2 separate regions of the Homo sapiens genome follow, and region 2 is linked to region 1. A link is an interaction called in ENCODE POLR2A ChIA-PET data of the cell type or tissue named here. Cell type or tissue: OCI-LY7. All regions are shown on one strand. Each heading gives the region's core, and the rest is flanking DNA. Links, peaks and the distances in the headings are about the cores only. Region 1 has its middle 280 kb from the start of CXCR4. Region 2 has its middle 41 kb from the start of DARS1.

Region 1 (16,183 bases), core at 4,656-12,655:
AGGATTTAACTCATTTATACTATGTTCACCTAACCTCACCTCTCTTCTCTCTCCTTTCCTTTAGTCTTTGATGATGATTGAATTAGAATGTTGAATATGCGCCCCCCCCCCCCCCCCACCCTGCCCCACAGCCATCACTGGAAGCTGCAAAGTTGAAAACAATAGGTGGCAGCGACAGATATCCTCACATTCTAAACAGAGGCACCAAACTCTCTACATGCAGGACCTGCTAAAAGAACATCCCCATGGAATCTAGCCCATCACCACCTCCAGGTGATAAGTGAGAGAAGGGAAGAGTTGGAGAGAGATGGGAGAGTAAGAATTTCTTTTGGAGTGGGGGTTATTGGGTTCTTCCTTCCTACCTTAAACCAAGAGAGAAGGGTCTTTAAGATTGCCTCTAAGAAAAATGATGGTCTTTGCCAGAAGGAGATTGGCACATGTTTCTCCTTTAGGTACCACAACCCTGGGATGTCTTTTTCATGAATGATGCTTGTGTTTTTCTCTGAGATCTTGGATTCTGGATCTATGATTCCTATTTCACCTTTCTTTTTAAGATGACAACTGATTTAGACTCCTTTCCTGAAGTGTACACAGTAACCTAATTTCTCTTCCATGATATGGAACAATAGCTCCCTGTACGTGTATCACATCCACTGAAGACTTTTGCTTTATAAGTTTAGGTAGGCTATGCCAGATCTCTGGGGATAAGGGGCACTAGGCTTTTCCTCAACCCCAAGAACTCATTCTCAAATCCTTCTCCAATCAAAATGATATCCCCTTTTCCTCTGTCACTCCCTCATCCTTACTAAGCCATGCTTACTAGTGTCCCCACTGTTGATTCTTTCTCCAGTCCAAGGAAGGCCAAGAACATTTTCTCTCTGGTTCCAATTTGATCAGTAGTTGGTAGTGGGTGCCACAATGTTATAAAGAATTAGGTTTTTATAGGGGACACACTATGGTTATTCCTCACATCCATTCCAGCCCAGATGGATGAGTCTATCATCTCCTTCCCTGGGCCAGTGGCTAACTGAGGAAAGGGCAACAACCTGACTTTGAACACTGAGATGTCAGGAGAAGCCTGCTGGTGGTTTCTGGGAAAGTTCAGTTTTCTCCTACAGGTAGAGAAAGATTATCTCTCTGGACCTTGTCTTCCTGGATATGATTTCTGCTGTAGCCATCTTTCAATCAGGTTAAAGATGAAGCCAATTTTGAGGATGAAACAAGAGACAGATGGAGAGAAACCAGGTCCTTGATGACTTAATTTAGCCCCCAAATCAACTAACCCTAAAGTTCGCTCTTCTTCTGACCTTCCTAAATTCCTGTTACGCGAGACAGTGCATTTCCATGTTGTTTAACCCAATTTGAGTCGAGGTTTCTGTTGTGTGCAGCTGAAGTCAAACTAACTGATATAATGTCCCAAGTCATGTCGAATTGGTGGGAAAGGGTGCTGTGATCCATTAGCTATGTCTGTCAAAGGTGGGGGTTTCAACCTTTGCCAGCCTGTGCTCTTTAGTTCCTTATTTGCATCTTGTGCAGGGGTTATCTACGGGGTTTGTTTTGCTTTCATTACTACCCAGATTAGTGCTTTTAATGTGCAGACAGTGGTTATAACATAAAATACCCTTATTTGTATGTCTCAGTCTGTGCTTCAGCTTCCTGAGCTGCCCAACCCATTCTGCACCTCATTTCTTCTGTTCTTTTTGACTCCCCTGGTTACTAAAGTGTTGTTTATTCCATTCTTACGACTTTCTCACTTGCCTGATGCTGAGATTTAAAAATTCACCTGGAGATAGACCAGGAACACAGCACACTGCAGCCTATTTGAAGCATCAGATGGGTGGTGCTGACGATATCTTATATGAGGCTGATCTGGCCTGCTGTATGTGTGACCCCATCAATTGCTGGCTGATCCGAAGGGCTAGCGTCTCCTTCATCTGGTCTTCATTGAGCTGTGGACAGCCCTCCAAAAGCTGAATGCTCTGTCAAGAAGGATGCCCTTCCCAGACAGGAAGAGCTGTTCTTTGGTCAAAGGTATACAGGTGGTATACTGATGATGTGAAGAAACACAACTTTTGGGCTGACACTGTTCTATGAGCTTTTCTTAATTTCTGGAGTGTGCAAAGCATTATCTAGGTCTATAAACAAGAATAATAAGAGGAAACAATGGGGCTGCCATTTCCCAGCTCTCTTTTTTTTTCTTTTAAACTTGGAAACAAGCTGCAGGGTCTCAAATCCAGCGTTCCTTGTAAATTCTGAAAATAAAAATGGACGGTGCACACAGGTATGGCTTGTGGAAGAATTAATGGAACCCTCAGCAATAGACTCTCATTCTTTTTTTCTGTTTGCTAATTGATTAAAAATATGTATATGCATTGCAAAGCTCATGTATTGATCAAGAGAAGAGTGAAAAGGATAGCTTCTCTAATTAAGACTGATTGGAGCTGTGAAAGTTTAATTAATTGGATGCATGTCACTTCATTTCCATGTTATGTTGTGCACAGCACTCTGTTTTCATAATTACCGTGTTGTGTTGGGGTGGCGGGTGTCTCTCTAATTAACAGTCTGGGGGAAAAGTGATGTATGGTCCTGCTGAGCAGACAGAGTGGGTGGAAAGAGAGGACCCAACCAGAATCCACAGGCTCTGTCCCCGTGGCCTGATTCTCAACCATTTCCCTTACCCTTTGTTCAGTAAACGAGGTTTTGGTGGATGTTCCCAGAGACTGCTGTTTATGTATTTGTTCCTCAGGTTTCTCCATCAGGAGACAGGGAGGCTGGATGACACTTCCAGGGATTGGAAGGTGAAATGCCCACTGGTTGAGAACCACTCCAACAGCTTTCTCCTTAGAACCCCCAATATTCACTCCTCACTTGGCAACTAACACTTGCCCACCTAGCCATGACAGACCCTTACTGAGTGTCTACTCCGTGCAATGTATGGTGATGGGCCGGGTGACTTTGAGTTCAGATTGCTGTTCCTTACTAGACATGTGGCCTTGGGAAATTTTCCTGAGTTCTTTGTGCCCCAGTCTTCTAATTTATAACATGGGAATACTAAGACCTTCCTAGTAAAGATGCTGGGCACATTACATGAAATAACAAATAGTATGCTTAGTGTACAGTTTTATCACCCTAGATTTATTAATCCTTTCACTTCCCTGTGTAGTTATTTTTACAAAAATACTTTGTTGAATGATCCTATTGTAGATTTTAACTCCTAACTGGCCTCACTTCTGTGACCACCCTCTTAAATCCATACTCCACTTTGGAAACAGGATTCTTTTTTCTAAAGTGAAAGTTGATTATATGAATGCCTTGGTGAGACACCTGCCCAGATGATGTTTCACCTCTGTAGAATGGGAATTCTACCCCCTGCACCAGCTGGCCCCTGTGGCCGCACCTTCAGCACCCCTTCTTTTCACAGCCTTTCCAGGGCTGCCCAAACCCCCAAATTTCCTTCACACCTGAGCATAACATGCATTTCTCTCTTCTGCCCAGAAGACATTTTTCCTCCTAAAAGCAAAAGTCCCACAAATTATTTTCATATTCAGCTCAAATAGCTCCTTTTCAATGAAATTATCTGTGCTCCTGCCCTATCCCCTCCTCCCTGCTTCCCCTGCCCCAGCACTGTTTTCTTGTTTGGAGTCTCTTCCTGACTAGGCAGGAAGTTCCTATAGGCAGGGACAGGAAGTTTCTATAGGTAAGGCTGTGTCTCTGTTATCTTTGGGTCTCAGTGCCTGGCAAGCATATACGATGAAGCAGGCTTTTAATAAGTGATTGTTGAATGATGGATACAAAAAACAAAAGTTGTCTTCATATGGAACTCCCATTAAACATCTGACTTCCTACAAGACTTTCGGCTCCATACAGGCAGGGAACACGTCTGTCTTGTTCTATATTGTCATGTCCCTGTTTGCCTGGCACATGGTAGGTACTCCATAAAGAAAATTGGCACATCATGTGGTCCGTATGCTTTATAGGTTTGTTGTGAGGGCAAATTGATAATGAATATAAAAGTTTTATAGTTTAAAAAGTTGGAAAAATACTGTAAGATTGTTTAATAGAACAATAATGTCGACAAAAAGAGTCAAACCCTGTAAAATATTTGAAGGTATTTATTCTGAGCCAAATGTGAGTTACCATGGCCCATGACACAGCCCTCAGGGGACTCCAAGAACATGTGCCCAAGGTGGTCAGGGGGCAGCTTGGTTTTACAAATTTAAGGAAGACATGATACATCAATCAAATACATTTAAGATATGCATTGGTTCAGTCCAGAAAGGCAGGACAAGGTCGGGGGGGATGCTTCCAGGTTATAGGTAGATTTAAAAATTTGCTTTTGGCAATTAATTGAAAAAGTTCTTATCAGTAGAAAGGAATGTCTGGATTATAAGGGATTGTGGAGACCAAAGTTGTATCATGCAAATGAAGCCTCCAGGTAGCAGGCTTCAGAGAGAAAAGATTATAAATGTTTCTTATAAGACTTAAGGTCTGTGTTGATGTTTAATGCTGGTCGGCTTTTCCTGAATTCCAAAAGGGAGGAGGGCATAATGAGGCATGTCTGACTCTCCCTTCCCATCATGGCCTGAACCAGTGAACCAGTCTTTCAGGTTAACTTGAGTGCCCAGGCCAAGAGGAAGGAGTCTATTCAGATGACTGTGGGGTTGGGGCAGGGGGCTTGCTTAGAATTTTATTTTTGGTTTACAATAATTGCTAATGACATTATTATTATTTTTTTTGGAAGGCGTGCTCTTTCTGTTTTGGAGTAGATTTCCTGACTGTCAGTGACCTCTGAGTCCTTCTGCATGTTGTCATTACAACTGGGTGTGGTGTCTCTCCATAGAGAGGCTGTCCTCATAACCTTCAGAGAGGAATTCGGAAGCCTTTGTCAGCAATACTCAACTGAGTCTCAACCTGTCCCTTTTTAAAAATTCGATAACTCTCTGGATTTCCTAATATACTATTCTCCTACCTCAGTGACATGTGCAATAAATAATGCATTCTGGTAATTTTAGAAAATCATTTTATTTCCAGGCACTTGTCTGGAGTCAATCAATATTTATACTTATTCAAGGTTTTTTTTATTAGGAAAAGTTTTTTTTTTTCTTCCTATGCATGTTTGACCTTGTGTCAAATAACATTTTTCTCCAGTGTAAAACCTCCAAAACAATGCCCAGCCATGAAGATTGTCAGCCACACCCCTTCTCACTAATGAGGAACTGCTGAGGGAAATAAGCCCTGATCCCATGTTTCATTTTGACTAGCTCTTCACACTTGACTCTAGTTCAGGAAATTGGACTATGGACTAGTCTTCCATCTCTAGTCCAATGCCAGCGCAATTCTATTAGCAACATTTTTAGTACTGGGAGTGGGAGTTTATAAAGACCCAGGGTGATTAAAAATAAATTTGGGTTGAAATAACTAACTTGTTTCAGTGACCCCCTTTCTCCACGCCAAAATTTAATATTAATTTTAAAAAGTTCAGACCCTGCACCATTATCCCAGGTGTATCTTGACTCTGACAGAAAAGCACTGAAGGCTAGCCTTGAGGAGTTTGTCTGGGTGTGGAGTGTGGGGATGAAGGCCCTGGAGTGTGAAGGTCCGGGTTCTAGGCTGCTTCTGCTATTGGTTGGCCCTGTGACAGGGGAAGTCACTCAATTTTTCCGTGTTTCAGTTTCCTTGTCAGTCAAATGAAGATGCTGGCTCTGTAATTCTGGGTCAGTCTGCAGGCAGCTAGTCCACAAGGATAATGACTGTATTCCTTTTTGTACCAGCACTGTGCTGGGTGCCAAGGACATAACAATGGAGACTCGCTGCCCCAAAGTACCAATGCAAGACACATGTGTGCTCGGCCCTCAGTCCCCAAGCACGGTGTGCCACGGTGATGGGCTTGGGGTCTAGGTCACCAGGTCAACCTTCTCCTCCACACTGCATGAGTTTAACTTTGCCTGGGCTCTCTCTCCCGCTAACTGACTTTACCCCAAAGCAGATTGTAGGAGAACTTCTAAAAGCATTGGCTCTTGAAGGTGAGGAAGCAAGCAGAGCTTAGCTCTCCATCCTCCCTGAGAGGCCTTGACACTCCTCTTCTGCCTGGGACAGTGTTGGGTCCCCAGGGCTCACATGGGGAGGAAGTAGAAGCCAGTGCCTCAAAGGGCCCAGGCACTGTGGGCCTCCTCAAGTTATGGAACTAAGATAATGTGCTGTGCCTGCTCAGAAAAGCAGCTTTTCTTACTGAAAAAAAAAAAAAAAATTCTGCTTTGCCTTACCAGGTAAAAAGAACAGCAGTTAGGAAGTCCTCAAAGCACACTGGAGGAACAGAAAGTACAGGGGGGTTGAGGGTAGAGAGTCTGGGAGGCCACATTCAGACACTGTCTGTTACCCTAAGATAGTGGTTTTCAAATGTTATTGAGCACCAGAATCACCTGTAGGGCTTGTTCAAACGTAAACTAATTGTTTCTGATGCAATAGGTCTGGGCATAGCCTGAGAATGTGCCTTTCCAGCAAGCTCCCAGCTGATGCTGATTCTGCTTTGTGACTAGCTGTGCTTAAGGGGAGCGGCTTGAAGGGAGTACAATCTTAATGAGTGAAATATTGTATCAACTAACATTTTCCATGGAATGTTAATAAGCCATGACAAAAACCCTGGGTATGGATTGACTACAATAGAAAATTCTATGCCAGTGAGACTTTAGAATGGTGTTTCTCAAGTGTGATTTGCAAACCACCTTCATCAGTCAGAGGGCCTTGCTACTCAAAATGTGGTTCCCAGACCAGCAGGATGGATGTCACCTGCATGTGTTAGAAATGCAGAATCTCAGGCCCCACTCCACACCTACTGTACCAGAACATCGATTTTAACAAGATTTCTGTTACAGGTTGAGAAGCATTGCTCCAGGGTTTCTCAGATGTGTTTCTAGAGTGGGTGTCTTTTGGGTTTGGGTTGGGGAGGTGAAATATATGATTATTATAATCCAGAGTCATTGCACACTAGCTCAGCCTAGATGTTAGCCTGGGTGTGACCCTGGGTGGGCAATGGCTCAAGCCTTCATAGAGCATCCATTCCTGGAAACAACGCATACAGGAAGGTAGGGTGTTTCAATGTGTATGTCATCTGTCTATTTTGACAGCGTATTTTTGAAGATCAATATGCAATTGTTCTTCCTTAGCTTCTATGTGGCAGATAAACCTTGTCATTTCTGGGAAGAAGAGATCATGGCTAAAGTGGAGGAACAGGAAGAGGAGGAAGCACTCCATACCAGGCTGCTTCTGCCATTGGTTGGTCCTGTGATAGGGGAAGTCTCAATTTTTCCATGTTTCAGTTTCCTTGTCAGTCAAATGGCTCTGTAATTCTGGGTCAGTCTGCAGGCAGCTAGTCCATATGAATAATGACTGTATTCCTCCGTTATGTACAGTCTAAGCACAATTCCCTGTCTCACATTTCTCAGGGTATTGGGGGTGAATGAAATAAAAAAATATGGCAGGGTCTTTGTCCTATAAAACATCACTAATAGTATTTTTCCAAAAGACCTAGAACATTTAAAAATGATTTTATTGAGATAAATTCAAATACCACACAATTCACCTGTTTAAAGTGTAGAGTTCAATTGTATTTAGTATCTTCACAGAGTTGTGCAACCATCACCGCAATCTAAGCTTAGAACATTTTTATCACCCCCCCAACCCCCCCGCCGCCAAAAAACCCCTACCCACTAGCAATCACTCCCCGTCGCTCTCCTCCAACCAGCCCTGGGCAGTCACTGGTCTACTTTCTGTCTTTATAGATTTGCCTATTCTGGATATTTCATATAAACAGAATCATACAATGTGGCCTTTTGTGACTGACTTCTTTCACTTATATACTATTTTCAAAGTTCATTCATGTTGTAGCATGTATCAGTACTTCATTTTTTAAATAATAGCTATATGGTATAGTTTTTACGTTTGGTGTAACTTATATGTGTAGTTTTTACATTTAGGTCTATGATCCATTTTGAGCTAATTTTGTATATGATGTGAGGAAGGGGTCTAACTTCATTCTTTCACATGTGGATATCCAGTTGTCCCAGCAATACTTGTTGAAGGCTATTCTTTACCCATCTAATTGGTTTGGCACCTAGATAAGTTATTTTTTATTTTATTTTATTTATTTTGTTGAGACAGTGTCTCATTCTTGTTGCCCAGGCTAGGGCGTAGTGGCATGATCTTGGCTTAATGGAACATCTGCCTCCTGGTTTCAAGTGATTCTCCTGCCTCAGCATCCCAAATAGCTGGGATTACAGGCATGTGCCATCATGCCTGGCTAATTTTTGTATTTTTAGTAGAGATGGGGTTTTGCCATGTTGGCCAGACTGGTCTCAAACTTCTGATCTCAAATGATTCACCCGCCTCAGCCTCTCAAAGTGCTGAGATTACAGGCATGAGCTGCCACACCTGGCCCTAAACAAGTTATTTTTAAAAGCCTAGCTCTATATTAGACTCACCTGGGGGATGTTAAAAATATATCCATGTCTGGGCCCCTCCTCAGTTAATTAAATCAGAATCCCCAGTGACTCTAACGTACAGTCAGGGTTGAGAAACACGTGCCTAGGGTATGGCTCTCAAATGTGGTTTCCAGATTAGCAGCATTGGCTACACCTGGAAATCTGTTAGAAATGCAGGTTCTTAGGACCCTCCTCACGCTTGCTGGAATCAGAAATGCTAGGGGGTAGAGCTGAGCAATCTGTTTTAGTAAGTCCTTCAGGTGATTCTGGTTTACACTTAAGTTTGAGAACCATTGGCCCTGACCAGTGTTTTGCTTTAAGTGATAACAAGATGCTCTGTGGCATCAGACTCACCTGTGAGCTTTATGCTCCTGTACTTATAGAGGGCCCGGAGGGCGGAAGAACCAACGGCCCCTGCCTTGGGTCCTTTGAAGTCCGGTGTCTCCTGCTACCCATGCTGTGCTTGTGATCCTTTCTCTTCCTGGGCTGAAAGCCGTGTCTGCAGAATGGGCACATGTCCTGCTCCTCCTGCCTTTCCTTGTGGGGCTAGTGACTGCCCTGAACAAGATGTGGCTTTTATCCTCAAGGAGCTCTCAGCCTAGCTTTAGGGGACTCCTGTGACTAGTGTTGGTTGATCTTCTCACCCACCCAACTTGCTCCACTCGTCATAGATGAATGTATTTAATTCATACCACAGGAGGTTCAGTCTTCCCGTAGACTCTGGGATTTCAGAGAGGATGAAGGTAAGGAAAAAAAATTACTGTCAGTGCCACACTGATTCGGGCTGCATTCCTAGGGTGCAGAAGCCCCAGGCTCCTGTTGTATTCTCTGTGCCCAAATCCTAACCTTGTGCCACACATTCAGCACCTGTCCACACTCTTGCTTGGAACCTTACTCCTGCCTTTCTGCCCAGATTCCCTAATTGTCTTGAAGCCCAGACCCAGTGGTTTCAAGGGCTTGCAAACAAGCCGACAGATCTCCCCGCCTTTGCTCAGCCTGCCCCGGTGTCTGTGATAAGAAGGGCCTGGCACACCTCTAGCATGTCAGGTGCCCCCAGGTGTGTTTGCCTGGCTCCCATCCCATTGGCCCCACCGCTGGTGTGAGCCCTGGCTCTGACCTTACTCATGTGTCCTGCTTCTGAACCAGATCCCCTTCCTTCCAAGATTATCAGCATTTACAGATACGTTGTGCTGTTAAAGCTCTTTAGATTTCCACAACTGAAAATGTTACCAAAACCAGCCACAGCAACATGGGGGTTCTCATGTGACTGAAAAGCCTGGGAAGGTTTGATGTAGATGCTTGATCAGGACTTATGTTCTTTTTGATTCACCATCACTAGGTTCTTCTCTTTCATCATGATTCATTCTTAGGCTCTTCCCTGTGGTAGTAAGAGATGCCTATAGCAGGTGTAGATCTTGCATTTTTTCAGCTTCATCTCTCATGGAAAAGCATGAAAATTCCTTATTCTAAAGTCTCATCGTGACTCGTTGGGTCTGATCATGTCGTATGTTCAACCCTGGACCAATCTCTGTAGCCAAATCTCCTAGACTGGAGATTTGATGCACTGATTGGCCTGGATCTGTTTTTTTTATTTTTTTATTTTTATTGTTATTATTATACTTTAAGTTTTAGGGTACATGTGCACAACATGCAGGTTTGTTACATATGTATACCTGTGTCATGTTGGTGTGTTGCACCCATTAACTCATCATTTAGCATTAGGTATATCTCCTAATGCTATCCCTCCCCTCTCCCCCCACCCCACAACAGTTCCCAGTGTGTGATGTTCCCCTTCCTGTGTCCATGTGTTCTCATTGTTCAATTCCCACCTATAAGTGAGAACATGCGGTGTTTGGTTTTTTGTCCTTGTGATAGTTTGCTGAGAATGATAGTTTCCAGCTTCATCCATGTCCCTACAAAGGACATGAACTCATCATTTTTTATGGCTGCATAGTATTCCATGGTGTATATGTGCCACATTTTCTTAATCCAGTCTATCATTGTTGGACATTCGGGTTGGTTCCAAGTCTTTGCTATTGTGAAGAGTGCCACAATAAACATACATGTGCATGTGTCTTTATAACAGCATGGTATTTAGTCCTTTGGGTATATACCCAGTTTTTTTTTTTTTTGTTTTGTTTTATTTTTTGTTTTTTGAGATGGAATCTTGCTCTTTTGCCCAGGCTGGAGTGCAGTGGTGTGATCTTGGGTCACTGCAACCTGCGCCTCCTGGGTTCAAGCAATTTTCCCACCTCAGCCTCCTAAGTAGCTGGGATTACAGGTGGGCATCACCATACCTAGCTAATTTTTATATTTTCAGTAGAGACGGGGTTTTGCCATGTTGGCCAGGCTGGTGTCGAACTCCTGACCTCAGGTGATGTGCCTGCCTCGGCCTCCCAAGGTGCTGGGATTAGAGGCATGAGCCACTGTGCCAGGCCTGGATCTGGCTCTTAAGCTTGACCCTTGGAGCTGGGAGTGGGTAGTGCTCCATATCCACCACAAAACAAAATGGGGAAGGGGCAACGTGGTATAAAACATAAACATTTGGTCTTTGTCTCTGGTTTCTGGCACAGAGCTCCCATGACTCTTGGAATTGACTATTTTTTTTTTTTTCTTTTTTGCAACAGTGTCTCTCTCTGTCATCCAGGCTGGAGTGCAGTCGTGCCACCTGCCTCAGCCTCCTTAGTAGCTGAGATTACAGGTGCTTGCCACCATGCCTAGCTACCTTTTTTGTATTTTTAGTAGAGACAGGGTTTTGCTGCTATTGGCCAGGCTGGTCTTGAACTCCTGACCTCAAGTGATCTGCCCACCTCAGCCTCCGAAAGTGCTGGGATTACAGGCATGAGCCACCGTGCCCGGCCAGAACTGGTTCTTTTGTATGCTTATGAATGACTGGTGGCTGAGTCAACCTCCAGTGATCAATCCCTATTGTAGATAACTTCAGTACAGGGGTTGATTACTAGAGGGACAAAGCCATGATTACGGGGTGGAACTTTCAGCCCCACCCTGACCTCCAGAGGAGGGCTGGAGATTGAGCTCAATCACCAAAGGTCAGTGATTTCATTAATCATCCTACATAATGAAACCTTCATAAAAACCCATAAATGACGGGGTTTAAGGAACTGTGGGGTTGGTGAATGCACTGAAGTGCTGGGAGGGTGGTGTACCCAGAGAGGGCAGGGAAGCTCTGTGCCGCTACTCTCCATACCCTCCCTGTGAATCTTGGGTTATGTAATAAATGAGTAATAGCAAGGAGATTTCCTGAGTTCTTGGAGTTGTTCTAGTGAATTATTGAACCTAAGGTGGATGTTGTGGGATCTCCTAAATTTATAGTTGTTCCATCAGAAGTGCAACTGGCAACCTTGGACTTGTGAGTGGCATTCGAAGTGGGGCAGTCTTGTGGGACTGAGCCCTTAACCTGTGGGGTCTATGCTAATTCTGATAGTGTTATAATTGAATTGGATTGTTGGATACCCAGTTGGTGTCAGAGAAACAGAATTGATGTTGGAAAATATACCAAGTATTTAGTGTCGGGGGAGGGGGAAGCCCCTAACGTGGATTCCTAGACAGGTGGTACCAGAAACAGGGTTAATGGAAGTGTTGCTCAAAAAGCACATGCCTACAGTATTCCTTGGCCCTGGCTGGATTTCGGATTTGCTTCTCCGGACAGATGGATTAATCTTGTGGGGACACTCTCATAGGATACCACCTTTCTTCCAGCCTTGAATGCTATGGCTCATCTGGGAAGTGGTTCAAAGTTTGATATAGAGAGCAAAAGTTCTATAGTGGGTTGGGGGAGTTTAATGGGTGAAACTTTTCTTGAGGTCAGTGTGATATTACACATCACCTTAAAAATGCTCCTACTCTTTGGCCTTGCATTCTTAAATTTTGAGAATTAATCCTAGGGTAGTGATCTAATAGGTGAGTCAGGCTTCAGGCAAAATGTTATTATTATACCATTATTTATATTAGAAAAAAATTGACCTTGAAAAGCATCTGTTATAGGATTGGTCAAATAAATTTCAGCATATCAGCATATCCTTAGGATGGAATAATATGTAACCACCAAAAATTATACAGAATTTAAGTCCATTGGCAAGTGATACAAAATATAATTTGATATTGATATTATCATATTAACAGTATACTCAATATATAATATCATTTAAATTGTATCAACCATGCTTTATTGAAAGGACTAGAAATTCACACTCCAATACAATAATATTGTTATCTTGGGTGGTAGGATAATTGGTGTCTGAATTCTTTTTCTTATATTTTATTCCGTATTTCCAGATTTTTCTGTGAGGATGCTGTCATTGTGTCTAATCTACAGGGTAAGACCTAGAAGGGCAAGAAATAGAGTTCTCCTTTTATAATCAGGAGAAAAGTTAATAAAAAAAATTCCTCAGCAGTGAATTCTGCATCAATTGAGTTAGACTCTTATCTCTAGAGCTGTGCGAAGAGGCAAGGGAATGAGAGTTTATGGGCTGCATTGATTTTGCACTTTTTTTTTTTTTGCTTATAACCTGTAACCCATTCAGGGTTACACTTGAGTTGAATTCTCTTAGGATGTGGTGTGAGTAGGAGATATAAATACAAATCAAAGGCTGGGACAATTGGGAGAAGGCTTGTCAGAAGCACACTTAGGAAGGGGGCCATAGGATGGATAATTCCCCTGGGTAGACTCAGTGGGAGTGAAGGGCCAGGCTTGTCTTTCAGATCTGGAGAGTGTTGTCAACTGATGCTAGTTGTACAATTGAACTTAAATCACTGCTGAGGACAAGGGGAGCTGAGAGCTTTTTCTGAGGCCATGACATGCAGCCTCCAGCATCTTTGGAAGACCAGGCTCCTTAAATACGAGTCCTAGCAAAAGAATGAACTTGGGGAAACACATCTCCTTTCCCTGCCCTCTCTCAAGGAATGCTTAGGGCTCCTTTCTGAGATCCCATCAGCTCCCTCTGCCCTGCCACTGTTCTGGCTTCATATGGCTCTGACAGCTTTAGTGGCATCCCCAGATCCTGTGTCCAGTACCTCCTCAAACCTCCCTGACCAGGGTCCTTCTCTTTCAGTAGCTCCCATCTCTGCCGATCTAGAAAAGTAGGCACATACACCGTATTCCCTTCCCAAGTAATGCTTGAATTTGCATTCAAGTTTTGGCCCAAAGTACAATGATAGGCAAGAGGGACCGCATGGTCCCCTAGAGCCCTTTTCCAGCTTCTGCACTGTTGTCCCTAGCTGTGCATGTGTTTTGTAGCCTCTTGGAAGAAGGGTGCATGTACTCGCTAGAGAAGCCAACCTCCTCCTGGGATTCCTGGCCCTTCTCCCAGACAATCCATCTTTCATCACTTCTGGAGAACTATTTATCTATCTTTTTTTCTTTGACTTTTTAGAGTGGGTAATACTTTTGAATAGGTGCTACTTCAAAGATGACAAAGCATGGAGAGCAAACGACTCTGGCGCATTCCTGTTCCTCTCTGCTAGGTTCACTCCTCCCCATTGGAGAGGACGAAGGCAGAGCCAGCTCTTCCAGATGGCCACCCGATGGTCCCAACCTCATTTATTGAACAGTCCATTTTTCTCTGCTGATTTGAGAGGATGTCATAATGTTCCATATGTATTTGGATCTACTTCTGGGATTTGTATTCTCTTCCACTGTCTGTCTATTTACACGCGGACATCACTGAGAACTCAGGGCAGGCAGCAGCTATTTAAGCCTAGAGAGAGGTGCACAGCTTTTCTCTTTCTCACCTTGTTCTAGACTTTAGTTTCCTTCTCCTTTTAGACTCAGTGCTGGTGCCACACTAATATTCTTACAGTGACATATGGGGTAGATACTATGATTCCCATTTTATGGATAAAGAAAATGAGGAACAGAGAGGTTTATGCGACTTGCTTAAGGCCATACAGCTGCTAGGTAGAAGAGCAGGGGCTACAAGCCCAGGCAATACATCCCCAAGACAGACATCTAATTACCATGCCTCTACCCTTTTTCACAATGGTCTTTATGAATATAATTAATATTAATAGCTACTGTTGATTGACAGCTATCTGCTAGGCGTCGTGTTGAGTGCTTTGCATATAGTGTCTTATTTAACTTACTTTCCATAATAACCCTACAAGGTAGATATGATCATCAGATTTATTATGGATGGGAAACAGGCTCAGGGGTTACCCAAATTGCTAAAGGTCACTTGATATGTGGCTTCTGGGCTCATGCTCTTTACAATGATGCTTTACAGACTCTCCATTTTCATGATTAGGTATTCTTCCTTATTTCATTGATGTCACTTCCTTTATCAGCCACAATCCTCAAGCCTTGTCTAAAGGCACAGAGTCAGGGATGGATGGGGTGTAGGGCACCTCATGGTACTCTCTTCTCTGAACTCCTGAGGCAGTCCCACTCTTCCAACACTTTTTTGCTTTCTTAGGCTATGAAACTCCCTCAAACAACAACATGTAAATTCATAGTGCAGGGTCTTCGTCTTTTAAGGCAATTAATACATGTGTTGATGTTGAGATAGCTGATGGGGAGGTCTGCATTAGGAAAAAAAAATGGAGAATCCTAACAAACAGGGAAGCTCCGATTTGATGGTGAAGGCACTGGGGAGCTACAGAAGATTCTTGAGCAGAGAAATAAGACACCAAAATGGTGTTTAAAGAAAAGTAGTTATGGCTTATATGCTTTCTGTATAATCCTTTCCAAAGAAAGATAAGAACAAGGACAACTAACTACTAAATACAATTAACGCTGTCTGTAAATGCTTTCATCTCTGGGAGCACTTTGTCCAGCTGCTCTAAACACCTTTTCATCTGAAAGTCCCAATACCTCATTATTTTTCTCTGTAGATTATGGATCTCTATGTCCTAAGAGTCAAGAAGGACAGAGAAATACTTTATCCTTTAGCTTACCCTCTTTATTACAAAGTCTGGGAAGAGCCATAGGCAGAACACAACCCCTCAGGCAGCAAGCTTCCTCATGACAGGGCTCCTGCCTCATCTCTTGAGCCATCGCCTTTCACCTTTCTACATTTTGCCATCCACCCTCCATCCAAACTGAACTTTTCACTTCCCAAATGACCATGCTCTATTTTGCCCCTGGGCAGTTACCTGGAACATTTCCCCTCCTGTTTAACTCCTTAAGTCTTGGCTAGGATTCTGCCTCCTTGGGGCAGCCTGCCTTAGCCCTCTAAGTGGGTGCTCCTTCCATGACTTTCGGCTGCTTTCTGTAATCTCCCCATCATTCCTCCTGGGTCTGTGATGATCTGATACTTCACTTCTTTCCCTTTACTCTGATCTCCTAATGGAAAAGACCCATGTCTCAGTTGTCTCTGGGCCTGGCACATAGCAGCTGTCCAGAAAATGCTGGCACATGAATAATGAAGGAACATTGCCATGGACCAGCTGTCTCCATCTGTTGCACCAATTGATTAGATGGTGGCTGTTGGCTCCTTGAGTCTCCTCTTTGTCATCAGGAAAACATTTTCTCCCAAGTCAGAGGCACAGCAATGCTTTCCTTCCTAGGAAGACCTTTCTTTATGCATCCCTGACTCATGCCTCCCAGGTCCTTGAGTCTCCCTTTTCCCCCACACCAGCAGCTGTGCCCTTCATAAGCTCCTTCCCTTGAGCCAATAAATGAGAAAGCCATGCTTCCATTTGCCATGTGACTTTCGAGGTTACCAGGCTGCACCCCCAACTCCCCACTT
Region 2 (16,183 bases), core at 3,722-11,721, 370 kb before region 1:
CCTTACTTAAATGGCCGCCTTCACCCAGGCCACTACAGGGAGGGCACTGACTTGGAAGGACAGAACACTCACCACTACCTAGCCTTCACCCTGGTCATCAGTTGCACTTGATATGGCTATAGCTGGTATATTTCTATAATGATGGGAATCATAGAAATTGTTAGTATTGAGTTGCAAGTCATTGGTAATGTTTTCCAAGGAATGACCAAGTTCTGTGATAATATATGCACAGACAGGAAAAAATACAAATAAATTTAACAGCACATATAAAAATACTATCACCTTATACTGTTCATTTTGTGCCATCCAGGCATGTAAGGGAGAGAGAAATAAGATAAATTTGCTGGTGGGAGAAGCAAGCAAATAGAGAGAAGTTTAGAGGCAAAGAATTTGGGAGGGGCTGGTGAAAAAGAAGGGGAAGGAGGAAGTACAACCAAACTCCAAAGGGTAAGTGGAATTGCTGTAAGAGAGATTTTCTTTTGAATAAAAAATGCAGGTACCTTTTAAGTACAAAAGGAATAGGAAAAGAAACAAAACACATTGAAAGGTACAATTAACCAAAAAAGGAGGCAGAAGGTAAAAAAGACATAAAATGGACCAAGACTATATCAAGTAACTTTAAAAATGTTTCTTTAAAATTTTGTTTTGGTAGAGATGGGGTCTCACTATGTTGCCCAGGCTGGTCTCAAGCTCGTGGGCTCAAGTGATCCTCCTGCCTTGGCCTCCTAAAGTCCTGAGATTGCAAATGTGAGCCACTGTGCCTGGACTTAAGTAAGTTTTAATTTAGTGAAAGATTTCTGTTATTTTACTTCTTATAACTTATTCCTTAGAAAAAGGTCCCAGAGTTATGGATTCAGTGACCAAGGAGCTACTCAAAAATAGTTGCCTTCGAGAAGACTTGAATTCATGACATCTTCCTTTTTCAACTTAACTGGTTTAAGCAAGTTATTTAAAAATTGCGCCACAGTGTATAATTTCCCCCAAATTTCAAATTCTGTTAAACTACTTCGAGGAACTGAGAGTATATTTTTATGTCATCTGCACACCAGAGTAATTTGTGAAGCCCTGGAAGGGAAATGTGATTTCTGATGGTATCTCAGCTTGAAACACATGAAGCGGAACCAGAGGTCACGCTCATAACCTATCAGGAATTAAAGGAAGTGATTCTACTTGAAAGACCCTAATGTATGTTAAGACTGAAGGAGACAGGTCCCTCCCTGGCTGGGGGAGAAAGGAAGAATAAAGGTAGAGAGATGGCCAAGAGGGAAAACAGTTGTACGCGTTGTGCCTGGGTATGTGATTATCCTCTTGTGCCCTAAGTTGTGAATCTGGATGTCATTGATATCCTGTTCCAGCTTCCTCTGAATCCACTAAACTGTTGAAGCCAGGGCTTGCTTCCTGCCTCAAACTCACAGTGTAGGTTAATACACGTTTTTATTGGACTGGGATCTCTCTTGCTACCAAGGCTGAAAAGAGCAAGCTGAGGAAAGATGAAATTGACCCTCCGGCAGGCTGACTCCAACCCCAAGGAACACCATGCTGCGCATTGCAGCCACCACACAGACCGTGCCAGGGAATTCTTCCTTGGCAGCAAGTGCTCGCTTTTGATTATTTGTTTGAAGAGCATAGGCTGGGTTTGGAACTAGTTGTCCCTTCTGTGCTTCGTTAGATCCTGTGTCTATTTCTTTGACCGCTTCTCATAATATCCAGTCGCTGCTGGCTTATTGGAAGGCAAGTAACCAATGTGCCTTATTAAGAGTATGGCTTCTGGAGCCAGCCAGCCTGCATTCACATACAGGTACTAGAGGTGTGGCCTTGGGCAAGTTACTTAACCTTTCTGTGGCCCAGACTACAGAATGGAGATAATGTCTCCTAGAGCTGCTGTTGGGATCAAGGTTAATATGTGTAACGTGCCTGAAGCAGTGACTACAATATTAGCTGTTAATATTATTATAAATCTATCTTTTCCACAGGAATGTGGAAAAAAGGAAGGCAAATTTGTATATCCAATCCCTATCATAATAGAATATTCAATGCTTCTTGAATGTTAGAGGATAGTTTTGGTAGATTTGGTTTTAGAGCTCTGACCCACTATTCACTCATTTATTCATTTAGTCCATTACTCAGCAAATGTTTCTTGAACTCCTACTGGGCACTGGAGATCTTGGTAAGTGCTGGGTATAGATGGCCAACCAGAGGAAGAAGATTTCTGCCTTTAGGGGTTTTAGTGGTAGAGACTATCATAAATGAATAAAGACAAGAATAAATTTATAATTACAATTTAATTACTTTGAAGGAAAAGAGTAGAGAGCTATGAAAGAAAAGAACCTTTTGTTGTCTTCAAGTCCTGCTGTACAATGGTGAAAAATGCAGGAAGATAGAAAAGAAATCGCATATGTGCTCCTCATATCATTTTAATAAGTATAGGTGATCAAGGTAGAAATGTCTTTATGACTGATCTTTTACTGGTCCTTCTTATGCTTCGGCTCAATCAACACATAATGCTCTCTGATGTCCATGGCTGGTTAGCTCATTTGGTTAGCTAATGAGGTCAAGGTCAGAGGTCAGCATGGGTCAGCAAGCTTTTCTCCTTTCTGTGGCCAGATTGCACTCTTAACCTCAGCCATCTTGCAAAAGTGAACATTTGGTCATAGGAAGCCTGGGTCAAGAGAATGTGGATGGAGGAGTCCCAAAATTACCACAAATGCAAGCCTCATTGATCACAGGTGTCTGTTGGCATTTTCTTACACTAATGATAGCATGCTACATTTCATTGTTCTCTGTCACTGGAGTACTAGTGCCATTTTTGACCGATGTAGCCAATGATTTCTATAGTTTTTTCCCCAGAAAGGAAAATGCCATTTCAAAATAATCAAACCACTTTTGAACATTATCTCTGATAGAGGGGGTGTTGTAGAGTAGAGCAGTCTATTTCTGGTAATAATGTAAAAATCACTTGGGGGTCTTTTTACAAGGCAGATTCTGCTGCAATAGGCCTGGGTAGGGCTAGAGATTCTGTGTTTCAACCAACTCCCAGATGATGCTGTTGCTGCTGATCCACGGACCACAATCAGAAGAACATGCAACTAAACAGACAATAGTAAATCAAAGCTAAGTCAAGATTTTAGTACAACATATACCAAACCAAGGCATAGTGAATGTGACCACGGGTACCACTTGGTGGAACTGTTTATTGTTGAGGACAACTCATTGTTTATAGATAAGCTCTCCCCAAACAATGTTTCTTTTCAGTCTTTTTTTTTTTTTAAGTGGCATCCTGTTTTCCTGGGAGGGGAAGCATAAGGAAGAATTCAATATACTTGCATTTCAGAATATATTAGCTCCAGCTCTTTGAGCATTATACACACACGCACACACATATATATATATAATGCTCATATATGAGCATTATATATATATATGTAATGCTCATATATATATGTAATGCTCAAAGAGCTAGAGTTAATTCCATGTTATGCAACATAAAATGTCTTTGAAACACACACAAAGCCTTTGTTTTATGGAGATTATTTTAGCTTTATCTTCCGCTTATTTCACTGTATGTGACAAGTGTGGTAAAAATCTTTTGTGTCTTGTGTATTTATTTTTTTGGTAACAAAAGGAGACAGCGCCTTTTCCCACTGCTCAGAAGAGGCCTATTCTCCTGCTGACATGTCTGCGTCACTCCTATTGATGCTATGATGATCATGAGCATGAAGTTGCCAAAGAAACTGCTTCTCTGAGGAAATTTCCATGAGTGTGAAATCATGGGAATCAAAATTGATGGGAAAGTCCCTCCGAGAGTGTGAAAATTGCCAGGATTCTTATAGGAAAAGAGCTTATGATCATCTCCTTCACCATTTAGTCAGATGCATTTCTATTGCCTTTGGAGAAAATTGCCAAGCTCTGTTCAGTGCAAAATGCTTCATTTTTCTTCAAGTACTTTGGGTGGATATATGTTTGTAAAATTCGGATTTTCATAGTTTATTTAGTCCAGCCCCAGCATTCGACAGGCAAGGACACCCAAGAACAGAGGAATGAAATGACCTTAAGGTGTGACCTACAAGTTACAGCCAGAACCAGGATACAAACCAAAGTCTTCTGCTTCTTTCTATTGTACCTCCATGCCTTGCACCCAGGGCAGAAGCTGAAAGCACATCAATTTGAAGAAAAGTTTAGGATTGGCACATATCTTTGTTCCTCAATTTATTTAAGCAATTAATAAATACTCAATTAGCTACTATTGTGTGCCTAGCACTGTTTTGCATAACATAAAGTAATTTAATATTTATTCATTAGTTCAGTTTTTCTGCTGGTAAGCTACTCAGAGATGAGTTAGGCGCTTTAGCTGTTTATTATAACAAACTTCTGCATGTTTAAAACCTCCACCACTTTTACTCTTCTGTCTCATCCCCCTCACAAATCAGTGGCTAAGATTCTTTCCCAAGTGCCTCTTACATCACTTCTTTCCTTTCTTCATCTGCTTGTCTTGAAGGAAGGCCTTATTACCCAACTGCCACTCTGTGGTTGAGGCTTGGAGTCCCTCCTCCCAGGGATCCCCTATAGCCCTGACATTCTTTTCTCTTTTCCCTCAAAGCATTCTGTTTTTGCTGCCCTGAGTTTGCTAGATAACTGAAACTAGTTTACTATGATTCCCTTAGTTTCCTTCCTATACTTTTTGATCTAGACTCTTCCAATCATCTCCTAATTAGTGCTCTTGATCACAGCTTTTCTTCCTCCTATTTGTCCTACACATACCTGCTAAATCTATGTTTCTACAATGTGGTCATTTGCAGACATGGCCCATCTTGCCTGGAACTGCACCTGAAACACCACAGCGGTTAATAAGTGTCTTCCTCTTCTTTTTCCTTCTATCCTACATATACCAAAGCTGGGGGAAGAAGTCTGTAGTGATTCAGTTTCCATATACGTAAATTGGGGGTAATAATAATACTAATAATTTCTTAGGGTTGTTGTGAAAGTTTAGCTATTATTATTAATGAGAAAATGCCAAGCTATGAAGTAAATTTTATTTTCTTCTAATATTTGGTATCATTTCATGTATGCTAGTTTTAGTTATTTTTTAACCAAAAGGTAAATATCTTGAGGAGAAGACAATGTGTTGCCTGTTGGGCTTCCCTTTGAAGCCCAGCAATTGCCTAGTATGGGGCTGTGATCTCAGTGGGTATCAGGAGTGTTGTTCATCTGGGTTGTGCTCATGCTGGCTACCAGCCAGGGTCCAGGCCCCTCCGTAAGGCATCTGTTCTGATAGGTCAGTGCTTGTGCCACGTTGGTTGACAAATACTTGCACATCACCCCTGCTTGACTGAATTTATGGTAACTGGAGTTTAGCCTTGACCAACTGAAAAAGTTAAAATAGAGGAAACGTATACAGGCTTTGACTTTCTCCCTGCCACCCTCATAATATGAATTGTGTATTAAGAATAAGTTACAATGTATGGTTTGAATCCCTCTCATGGCCTACCTTACTTCATTGTGACTAGGTGTTTTTTTTTTTTTACAGTCTTGCTCTGTTACCCAGGCTGGAGTGCAGTGGCATGATCTCGGTTCACTGCAACCTCTGCCTCCCGGGTTCAAGCAATTCTCCCACCTCCGCCTCCAAGTAGCTGGGATTACAGCCGCCCACCATCACGCCTGGCTAATTTTTGTATTTTTAGTAGTGACAGGGTTTTGCCATGTTGGCCAGATTGATCTCGAACTCCTGACTTTAGGTGATCCACCTGCCTCAGCCTCCCAAAGTGCTGGAATTACAGGTGTGAGCCACCATGCCCAGCCTTATGCCTAGGTTTTAACAGAATATTACACAGAGGGTAGAGGGAATAATCGGAGAAACACAAAGAGATGGCAGAAGGCTGCAGGAGCAAGGTAGACCTGGATTCCCACACTGGTTGTAGCCAGCATGCACTCCTGCTCCGGCCTGCGGATGGCGCTGTGAGTGGAGCCCACACTTGGGGACCCCAGCTGAGGAGGCATTTCACAATGGTAATAGTATTTATTTATTTTTTTAGAGAAGGTCTTATTCTGTCACCTAGGCTAGAGTGCATGATCACGGCTCACTGCAGAGATCAAGGCTCACTGCAGCCTCAAACTCCTGGGCTCAAGCCATCCTCCCGCCTCAGCCTCTATAGTGGCTGGGACTACAGGCTCAGGCCACCATAACTGGCTAATTTTATTTTTATTTTTTGTAGACACAGGGGTCTCACTTTGTTGCCCAGGCTGGTCTCGAACTCCTAGACTCAAGCAATCTTCCCACCTGGGCCTCTCAAAGTGCTGGGATTACAGGCATGAGCCACCATGTAAAGCCTGGTATTGGTATTTAAAAAGCCAGATAGCATATTGTTATCGTCACGCATTCCTCCCTCATTAAGTAAGGATTTCTATCAAATAGCTGATGTAAGAACACTCTTTGTCCATGTTACACTGTTGAAGAAAAATAAACTCATACCTTGGGATGTTTTTCCTTTGAGAGGAGACCCCTTCCAGCTTTTACATTAGGAGAAATTGCTTCTTAGTGTGATTTGAAATCTCTTTTCCCACTTCACCACTGAATTTCCCGGAATCCAAACATGATGCTGAACACAAGGATATGGGGTAGAGGGTGGTGAGTTACATGTAACTCTCTTCAGCGTTTGGGGAATCCCAAAGACTTTGTGCTGCCTCCGCCCTCTGAGTTTTGGGAGTTTGGCAGACACCTTAGAAAACCTCCCTTCAGCCCTCAGGTTTGAGTTCCCTAGCAACGGCAGCCTTAGAAACTTGAGAGAGAGGGATGGGTGTTGGGGGGATGGTTGAGAAAGAGATAAGAAGAGATGACTGAATAGGCCTGGGATTTTACGCGCAGTGCTTAATTGAGAGTGAGGGGAGCGGGTGGGAAGGACTGCTCAAGCCCGCCGCCAGTGATCTCATACCAACCAAAAGGCAAGCGAGGGCCTGGCTGCCAGCTGAAAGGAACAAAGGCGGTAGGTGGGTGGAAGTGGCGGAGGGAGGCAGACAACTCGTAAAGGCTGGCGAGGCCCAGAGTTCTGGCCCTGGGAGGAAACGCATCCCAGCCTACAAAGGCTCCGGCCCGAAGAATGGCCTGGCGTGTAATTCAATGCAGGCCCAGTGACCACACTGGAGTTGTAGCCTTTTGTATTAGCGACAACAATGGAGGGGGAGAAATCAGGCCACAGGCTCGCGGTGCAGACTGGCTGGTGCGGATGTCTTGGCCCTGGCGGCAACGTGAGCTGCCTGTCAGGCCGTTGCCCGGCAACTGGACGCCGCCCGATCGCGCCTGCAGAGCGCACTGAAAGCCGCCGCAGCCGGGTTGAAAGGCATAGCCGCGTGGTTCACAGGCCGGTCCCGGGGAACAGGAAACAAAGGACAGGGAGCTGAGGCAGGGATTGCGTGGGATCAGGAGAAGGCCTCACACCGTGCGAGGGGGGACATTGGGAACCCCCTTTTCTCAAGGCCCTGAATTGGTGCTCTATCTTAGCCCAGCGCGTGAACTGCTTGAACAAATACAGCTCTTCCTCCATCTTCAAGTTCGCACAGCATTCCTAGCCCAGATGTTGTATTCCATTGTCTGCCTATTGTGTGAAAGACATAAATAACCCCAGACAAACAACAAAAACAAACCTTGTTTAAGTGTCCAGCTGAAATTCATTTGTGAGTCAGGAAAATTTTCCAAAGTAGAACCTACCATGCACCTGGTGGATAAATAGATGGAGGCTCACCATACGAAAATACATTTGTTAAATGTAGTGTGGTTCCTGGATTGCATCGTGAAATTGGAAACATTGGTGCTATAAAGCCTGTCCTTTGGTTAATAGTAATGTAACAACATTAATTTCTTAGTTTAGACCCCGAGTCAGCAAGCTTTTTCTGTAAAGGAGCAGAGGAGATACTCTGGGGCTTGTGGTCCAGATGGTCTGTGTGCCACTACTCAACTCGGTCACTGTAGAGCTAAAGCAACCAGACAAATATATAAAGGAATGAGCATGGCTCTATTTTAGTAAAAGTTTATTTTTAAATTTATCATTATTATTTTTTTGAGACAGAGTCTTGCTCTGTTGCCCAGCCTGTTGCCCAGGCTGGAGTGCAATGGCAGAGCTCACTGCAGTCTTGAACTCCTGGGTGCCAGCAATCCTCCTGCCTCAGCCTCCAAAATAGGTAGGACTACAGGCACACTTCACTGCCTGGCTAATTAAAAAAATTTTTTTTTTGGTAAAGATAGAGTCTCACTATGTTGCCCAGGCTGGTCTCAAACTCCTGGCCTCAAGTGATCCTCCTGCCTCAGCCTCCCAAAGTGATGGGATTACAGGTGTGAACCAACTTGTTTGGCTAAAATTTTATTTATGAGCACTGAAATTTCAGTTTCATATAAATTTTACATGCCATGAAGTATTAGTCTTCTTTTGATTGTTTAACCATTAAACATTTAATACTCTTTGCTCTCAGGCCCTACAAAAACAGACAGTGGGCTGGATTTGGCCTACAGGCTGCTACAGTTTGTTATTCCCTGGTTTGAACAAATGAACCAAAGTTATGTTAAATGTTAACATTAGGAGAAATTGATGAAGGGTATACAAAAACTCTCTGTACTCTCCTTGCAACTTCCTGTTCATCTAAGGTTATTCCAAAATAAAAAGCTGGTTTTAAAAAAGTATTTAATTGGAAAGCTTTTTAGATGGAATGTTTAGAAAGAGATTTGTTGTTGGGGGAGTAAATCAGGATTTGGGGTGTGTGTGTGTGTGTGTGTGTGTTTTGGAGACATGAAGGAATGTTTTTCTTGTTATTTGTTGACATATGGTACTAAGACCTCCCAAAATGAAACTCCTTGCTACACCACTGTATTGGTAATCAAGCCATTAACATCAAACAGCCTGAAAACAAAATAGCATTCCAATTACACAGAACTCTTTGACCCTGAGGGTTAGGCGAACAGTTTCAGCTCACAATGAACCAGGATGGGAACACTGGAACAAAGAATTAAACTTTTTGCTCCAATAGGAAACTAGAAAATTGTCGGCCAGCTTATTTTTAACTGCACGTGCGCGCGCGCACACACACACACACACAGACACACACAAACACACACAAACACACACACACACACACACACACTTCCGGCTAACATCTATGCCAAACAGCATACACAAGACTTTGATTTACAAACCAGGATCTATATTCTTTTCCAGATTTTACTAGTTGTGTGAATACAAACTTTCCTTTATGTTTGTCCAAAAATAGTATGATATGAGACCTACTCCTTGCTTTCCTTCAAATTGAGCTCTTAAACATTATATCTTAGGCTGGGCACTACCAGTTATTAAGAACGGATGATGATTAAGATCTAGAGACCTGCTATACAATTTAGTAACTATAGCTAACAACACTATATTGTGCACTTTAAAATATGTTAATAGGACAGATCTCATTGCAAGTGTTCTTACAAAATAATAATAATAACAAATAAACACAAGGAAATTTTTGGAGATGATGGAAATATTACATGCTTTGGTTTTGATGATAATATCATGGGTATACGCATATGTCCAAACTCATCAAGATGTATACATTCAATGTGTGCACACTTCGGTGTATCAATTATACTTCAATAAAGCTAAAACAAAAAAAGGATGCTGAGACAGTACACGGGGGCGCTTAAAGCGCTCCTACTTCCCGACTGCAGTACTAGGAGGGTGTGGGCTACGGTAGAAAGATGGTATAAAATCTCACGGGTAGCTAACTGTTGTAACCGTGGGCATGGTGGGCCGAGGGAAGCTCAGTAGTGGGTTGATGCTGAAAGTGAAGGAGGGACTGGTGCAGTGTTCCTTGACAAAATGTGAAGCAAATGGAAATTTGATTTTAGGAATTTTCCATCACCCCTGCTTTCTAGTTTCCTTCCTATTCTCACACTCTCAGCAACTCCACATTTAAGACTTTGACATCTCAATCAACATTTTTTTTTTTTTTTGGAGACAAGGTCTCAGTCTGTCGCCTGGGCTGGAGTGCAGTGGTGCAATCATGGCTTACTTCAGTCTTGACCTCCTGGGGTCAAGCAGTCCTCCCACCCCAGCCTCCCAAGTAGCTGGGACCACAGGCGCATGCCACTACACCTGGCTAATTTTTTTTTCAGACAGAGTCTCACTGTGTCACCAGGCTGGAGTGCAGTGGCGCCATCTTGGCTCACCGCAACTTTCACCTCCCGGGTTTAAGCGATTCTCCTGCCTCAGCTTCCTGAGTAGCTGGGATTACAGGTGTGCACCACCATACCCAGCTGATTTTTGTATTTTTAGTAGAGACGGGGTTTCACCATGTTGATCAGGATGGTCTTGATCTCTTGACCTCGTGATCCACCCGCCTCAGCCTCCCAAAGTGCTGGGATTACAGGTGTGAGCCACTGAGCCCAACCCACCTGGCTAATTTTTAAAAAATATTTAATAGAGAAGAGGGGAGTCTCACTATGTTGCTCAGATTGGTCTTAAACTCCTGAGCTTAAGCAATCTTCCCACCTCAGCCTCCCAAAGTGCTGGGATTACAGGCGTGGGCCACCATGCCTGGCCTTAATTGGCCTTTTCAGTTGGAGATGTTTCAGGACTCATTCCTTCAACAGTTATTATCAAGCATGGACTTTCCTTGTGTCAGGTCCTGGGTCAGCACCAGGGATATGAAGATAAATTAAACATGGCTTGTAGCCTTGAGGGTCAAGGGGCTTGGAGTGTAGACAAGGTCAGGTTCTTCAGTGTGGTTGACGAACACCAGCACCAGAATCACCAGGGATCACAGAAAGACAAATAGTGCATGATGGCACTTACATGTGAAATCTAAAAAGTTGAACTGAGAGAAACGGAGAAATAGCGGTTGCCAGGGGGTGGGGGAAATGGGAAGATGTTGGTCAAAAGGCACGAGCTTTCAGTTATAAGATGAATAAGTTCTGAAGACCTAATGTACAGCATGGTAACTCTAGTTAATAATCATGTATTAGATACTGGAAGTTTGCTAAGGGAGTAGACCTCAAGTGTTCTCACCATACACACAAAAGTAGCTTGATTGTGGAAATCGTTATAAAGGTATGCTTATGTCAAAACACTACCTCGAATGCCTTAAATATATGCATTTTTAAAATGTGTTATTATACTTCAATAAAGATTAACAAATCATTTTAAAAAAAGGAATCGCTGGGGAATGTTTTATTTACAAATGTTGCCTGCTGGGCCCACCCCACAATTGCTAAATCAAAATCTGCACAGGGCAAGGGAATCTGTATTTTAACAACTCCCTCAAGTGAATATTTTGCTCACTAAACAATTGAGATCCACTGGAATTTGTGAATGGATGTGAAATATCTTAGGTATAATGATGATGTTATGAACTGATTATTACAGAAGCATAGAAGGGGGTGGTGGGGTAGGATCAAAAGGGAAGTTACCTAAAAATGATACCTGGGGCCGGGCGCGGTGGCTCACACCTGTAATCCCAACACTTTGGGAGGCTGAGGTGGGCGGATCACGAGGTCAGGAGATCAGGACCATACTGGCTAACACGGTGAAACCTCGTTTCTACTAAAAATACGAAAAAATTAGCCAGGAGTGGTGGCGGGCGCCTGTAGTCCCAGCTACTCAGGATGCTGAGGCAGGAGAATGACGTGAGCCCGGGAGGCAGAGCTTGCAGTGAGCCGAAATCGCGCCACTGCACTCCAGCCTGGGTGACCGAGCGAGACTCGTCTCAAAAAAAAAAAAAAGAAGAATCAAAATGACACCTAAGCCTATTTTAATGAAAGAGAAGACAAGGGTGGGGATGAGGGTGAGGGACAGAGTGATAAAGGGAATGGGGGCAGGACACAGAATCCCGAAGTGTCTTTCTGTAGCTGGAGTGTAAGGAGAAACCCACATTTCCTTCTGTAGCTGGAGCGTAAGGAGAAAGGAGGAATGAATCACTGATGGTGACTTTCAAGCACTGTGATAGACAGTGGAAAACTCATTCTGAGCAAGGGATATTTCTTTCTGTCGCTCTTGCCTCATTATAAGTTCAAGTTCTCTCTCCGATAAGGGGCTCTGGTTTTTGGCAAGGACTTGGCCTTTTCCTTCACATCATAGTTTCTATAATCCATGCACATGGAATAAAAATGTGCTCCATGTCAAAAGATGATACCAGATAAGGGCTTATCAGGTCATGCAGACCACTCTGCTTTTCAGACTCAAACATCTCAGGAAATAGAGATATCTGCTTTTATCGGAGTAGGGCTGTAAACTCTGTGATGTGCAATCAAGGGAGGATGTATATTATCCTTTGGCACTTTTAAAAGAAGGCAGGCAATGCCTAGATTTTGGGGCATGGTTCTGAGGTAGTTCTGGTAAAAGAATGTGGCCCTCTCTGTCCCCCAACCTCTATTTATGCTTTGCCCTGTCATTGCATCCTCATGGGCATTTTTGTCTTCTTCCAATGTTTCTTTTCCTGGACTTCAACAGGTGGCCTTGGCATTGCAAGCCTTTGATTCTTCTGAAAACAGATGATTACGTGGTGTGGTCAGCCTTATCTTCTTTCCCATGGTTTTATGTTTCCTTCCAGGTTGATCTGGTTTCTTTGACTACCCTATTTTAGGAAGGAGACATTTTGCTTGGTAAAGCACATGAATTGATGTAGCCAGGACAGCTAATCTAGACAAAACACACACACACACACACACACACACACACAGACACACACAGACACACACACAGAGAGAGAGAGAGAGAGAGAGAGAGAGAGAGAGAGACAGGCCTCCCAACAGCTGCAGAGACTATTATCTATGTTGTTTTTCATCACTGGCTAGAGAAGAAGCTCAATTCATCATCAAAATAGTTGAAGTCACTTGAAAAGTTAGCATTTACCATTTGGCTCCTAGAAGAGAGAAACATTTGTTTTGTGCTAAAAGTGACTCTTTGTGTCTTTCAGTAGGAAGCCATGGCTTTAGGTGAAAGCAGAATGGTGACCACTTATATAAAGGTAGACAGTAGGGTGTTGATGGGTGGAGAAATACCAGAGTGAATAAATATACTCTTATTTCATTCCTACACATCCACCTACATAATCATTTCCACGGAGCAGTGGTACAAAAAATTAAAATAAAAAACTCCAGCTCAGCATATCTCAACCTTGCCACTATTGACACGTCAGGCAAAATAATTCTTTGCTGTGGGGGCTCTTCTATGAGTTGTAGGATGTTTAGCAATATCTCTGGCCTCTATCCACAGGATGCCGGTAGCAGCCCCAAACACCTTCTGGTTGTGACTATCAAAAATGTTTCCAAACATTGCCAAATGTCCTCCGAAGGGCAAATTGCCCCGTGTTGAGAACGACTGTTCTAGTAGAATCACTTACCACGTTAATAAATCAAGCAGTATCCAAAGTATTTACGGTAGCGATGGGAGGGCAGGATGTTCCAGTGGCTGCATTTTTGTGTTTGGTAACTTTCATGGACAGATCAGGCTTAAGTGGATGTGGAGCATAGTTTCACCCCAAGAATGTGACAGTCACAGCTGCAAGCTGACAGTGGAAAGGAGCAAATCCTTTTGGATAGGATATCCTGTGAGCATAATATGTGACATTCATCGGTTTTCAGAAGTGGCTTTAAAGTTTTTTCTTCTTCTGAAGCTTTGTGTGGTTGCTGTCTTCAAGCATAGAATTTTAATTTTTCACAGTTCATAGGAGATGCAGGAGAAATCTTCCTTTCTCCCTGTATGTAGTCTGTGGTTCTCCTCGACAATATGCTGGTATCCATAAAAAAGAAAAATTCAACTTCTAATTTGTGGTATTTGATTTTACCCAGAGTCAGAGAATGTTCCATAGTCCAAGTCCCATTAATCTTATGGTGAAAATTATGTTATAGTCTGGTACATCCTTCAGTAGGAAATTCCCATGGTTCCAGGCCCCCAGGGCGGGTCCCTGTGCTGATTTTGGAGGAAATCCACACTGCTTTCTCCAAACTGTGTTAAGCCTTTCCTTTGCTCTTATCAGGCTCGCTCTGCCCTTTATACAATAAGGCCCAAACAATGAAAAAGCCATGGTGAGATTTAGATGAAAAAAATCACAAAGGAAGGAAATTTGAATTACTGCTTTCACTCAAGCTCTCATTCAACGGGTCCTAGCATTATCAAAAGATCAGGGAATCATGTTATATATATATAATTATCTATAAATATGCTATTATAGGCTTATGTTCTTAAAATATCTCAATCTCTGAACTGCCAAGTAAAAAGTTCCAGAGTACTAGTCAGAATGTCTCGGGGATCTTGGAAATAAATTATGGGTACGCTCATAATTAAACTTAACAGAAGGAAGTTAAGATTGATAGTGACAATATCTTTGTTCTTTGATCAAATTTAATTTTGTCTAGACATTAACACCATGCTTAGATATCCTGACATCTTTCCATTTTTATATTGTCATTATAGTGGGATACGCATGGACATATTGACATTAATATGTAGAGATCAAGTTGCTTTCATCTTTGCAGTACTGTCATTAGTTAAGTTTCCTTTAAAGCAGCAGTTAGTCTGTGTGAATTTTTTCTTTTTTATAAGTCTGTGGTAAGTTGGTGATTGTAGTTTCACTCTATTCTCATGAGTGTAACTTAACACTATTGGGTTTACCCTGGCATGTGAGATAGTCATAATAACATTAACTTCAAAATCTGTAGGATGAAATCTAGGGTTTGAGTTTCCCTAATCCTTTGCAGAGCTGTAACTTAGCTGGAAAATTACATTTCCATTGAACATTCTATAATGCTCAGAGGCACTGCAATCAATGAGCGTGAAAATGCCAAGCACATCCCATCCTGACACTTCTTATTAAGCATAGAACATTCTTGAGTGAAAGTAATATCACAGAGTAATTTGGCTATTAAGGCAATAATAGCATATCTTGTCCTGGTGATAAATTTACCTTTTGTTAACAGTTTTTCTCCCCCATTTTAATAGCTGCATTAAGAACGGTGCATAGGAAGTTTCTTGGAACATACTGCCTGTTCCATATTGGTTTTTTTCTATCTGATTCTAACATTATGTCAAAGGCTGGATGACATAGTTCTATTCTTAGAGCTAGCAAATCCAAAGATTTCAAATCAGTATTAAAAAGAAAAACCTAAAGACTTCTTCAGTAAGACCTATTGATATAGTCCAAGTGTTATTCCATAGGTGGTAGGATTACAGGTGATTTTAAAAACTATTTTTCTTTGTACTTATCTGTTTTCAAATTTTTCTGTAATTGATATATATTGTTGTGTATTTCAAAAGCTTTATTGTAAGAGGGTTTGTGGATTCAGCTTCACAGCTATTTCAAACTACTCAATTACAGAAATATAGTATACTTTTTTATCCCTTTTTTTCAAAATATATTTTATTTTAGTTCCTTGTTTAAAACTGCAAAAGGCAATATTTTTACTCCTAAAGCTTATGTAGCAAAGAAAGGAGCAAGTCGTTCTTAGCTTTTGGTTTAGGATATTCCTAGGGAGATGTGAGTGTATTATGTATTCATTTAAGCATCCCAAGTTGATCAAATTGAAACAAATGAAAAAGTATATTATGCATTCAGCGGACTTGCTTTTTTAGGATAGATATGCTTGGAATATATTCAGATACATTCCTGATAAGTGTTTTTAGTTTGATTAAATATGATCACATCTACACAAAAGCAGCCCTATATTGTACAGCTATGAGAAAATCAGCACAACTACCTGCCACTCAATTGGCTCTGAACTTTGATGTTCTTTCACTGCATCTATTATTACCCAGTTTAAAAACTAAGAAAAGGACAGGAGAGAAAAAACGAAAAAAACATAGGTAGGAAGCAAAAATGCATATTAATAGTCAATTAGTTAACAATTTCTGTTTGACTTATTTATAGTCAAACAATGTACGTCATTTGCCTGAGTGATGAATTTCCTACCAACACAGTATCTGACATACAGCAGGTACTTAATAAATATTTGTTTTGAATGAATGCATACATTCATAGAAGTAAAATCATCATAATGAATTAAAAAATGTAGAACTTCAGAGAAGGGAACTTTGACTGTGGCTTGGAAAATTTTTACCAAGGAGATAGAAATTAAGCTTGGAATTGTAATATGGACATTTCTCAGGTGGAGAAGGCAGGGAATAGATGTCTCAGCTGTAAGCCCTAGACTCATATAGGTTAGATT

What was found. Peaks named below come from ENCODE experiments on the same cell type or tissue, not always from the same donor. Only the 100,000 strongest peaks of a DNase experiment are listed, where the experiment ranks them.
Region 2: POLR2A ChIA-PET joins it to region 1 with 11 read pairs; 1 of 35 experiments calls an interaction of 5 or more read pairs at or near these places.

The regions. Positions count from the first base shown.
Region 1 is chr2:136,388,475-136,404,657 of GRCh38, forward strand. It overlaps the pseudogene RN7SKP141. Among named protein-coding and RNA genes, the nearest start is that of CXCR4, 280 kb to the left of the region's middle. In OCI-LY7, for the core only: no CTCF peak of the experiment used is centred there; DNase peaks (open chromatin) are centred at 5,657, 6,297, 8,527, 8,857 and 1 weaker place; H3K4me3 peaks cover 3,508 bases; H3K27ac peaks cover 5,553 bases.
Region 2 is chr2:136,018,448-136,034,630 of GRCh38, forward strand. No RefSeq gene overlaps it. Among named protein-coding and RNA genes, the nearest start is that of DARS1, 41 kb to the left of the region's middle. RefSeq lists an enhancer at 1,267-1,386. In OCI-LY7, for the core only: a CTCF peak has its summit at 5,921 (motif pointing right); a DNase peak (open chromatin) is centred at 7,264.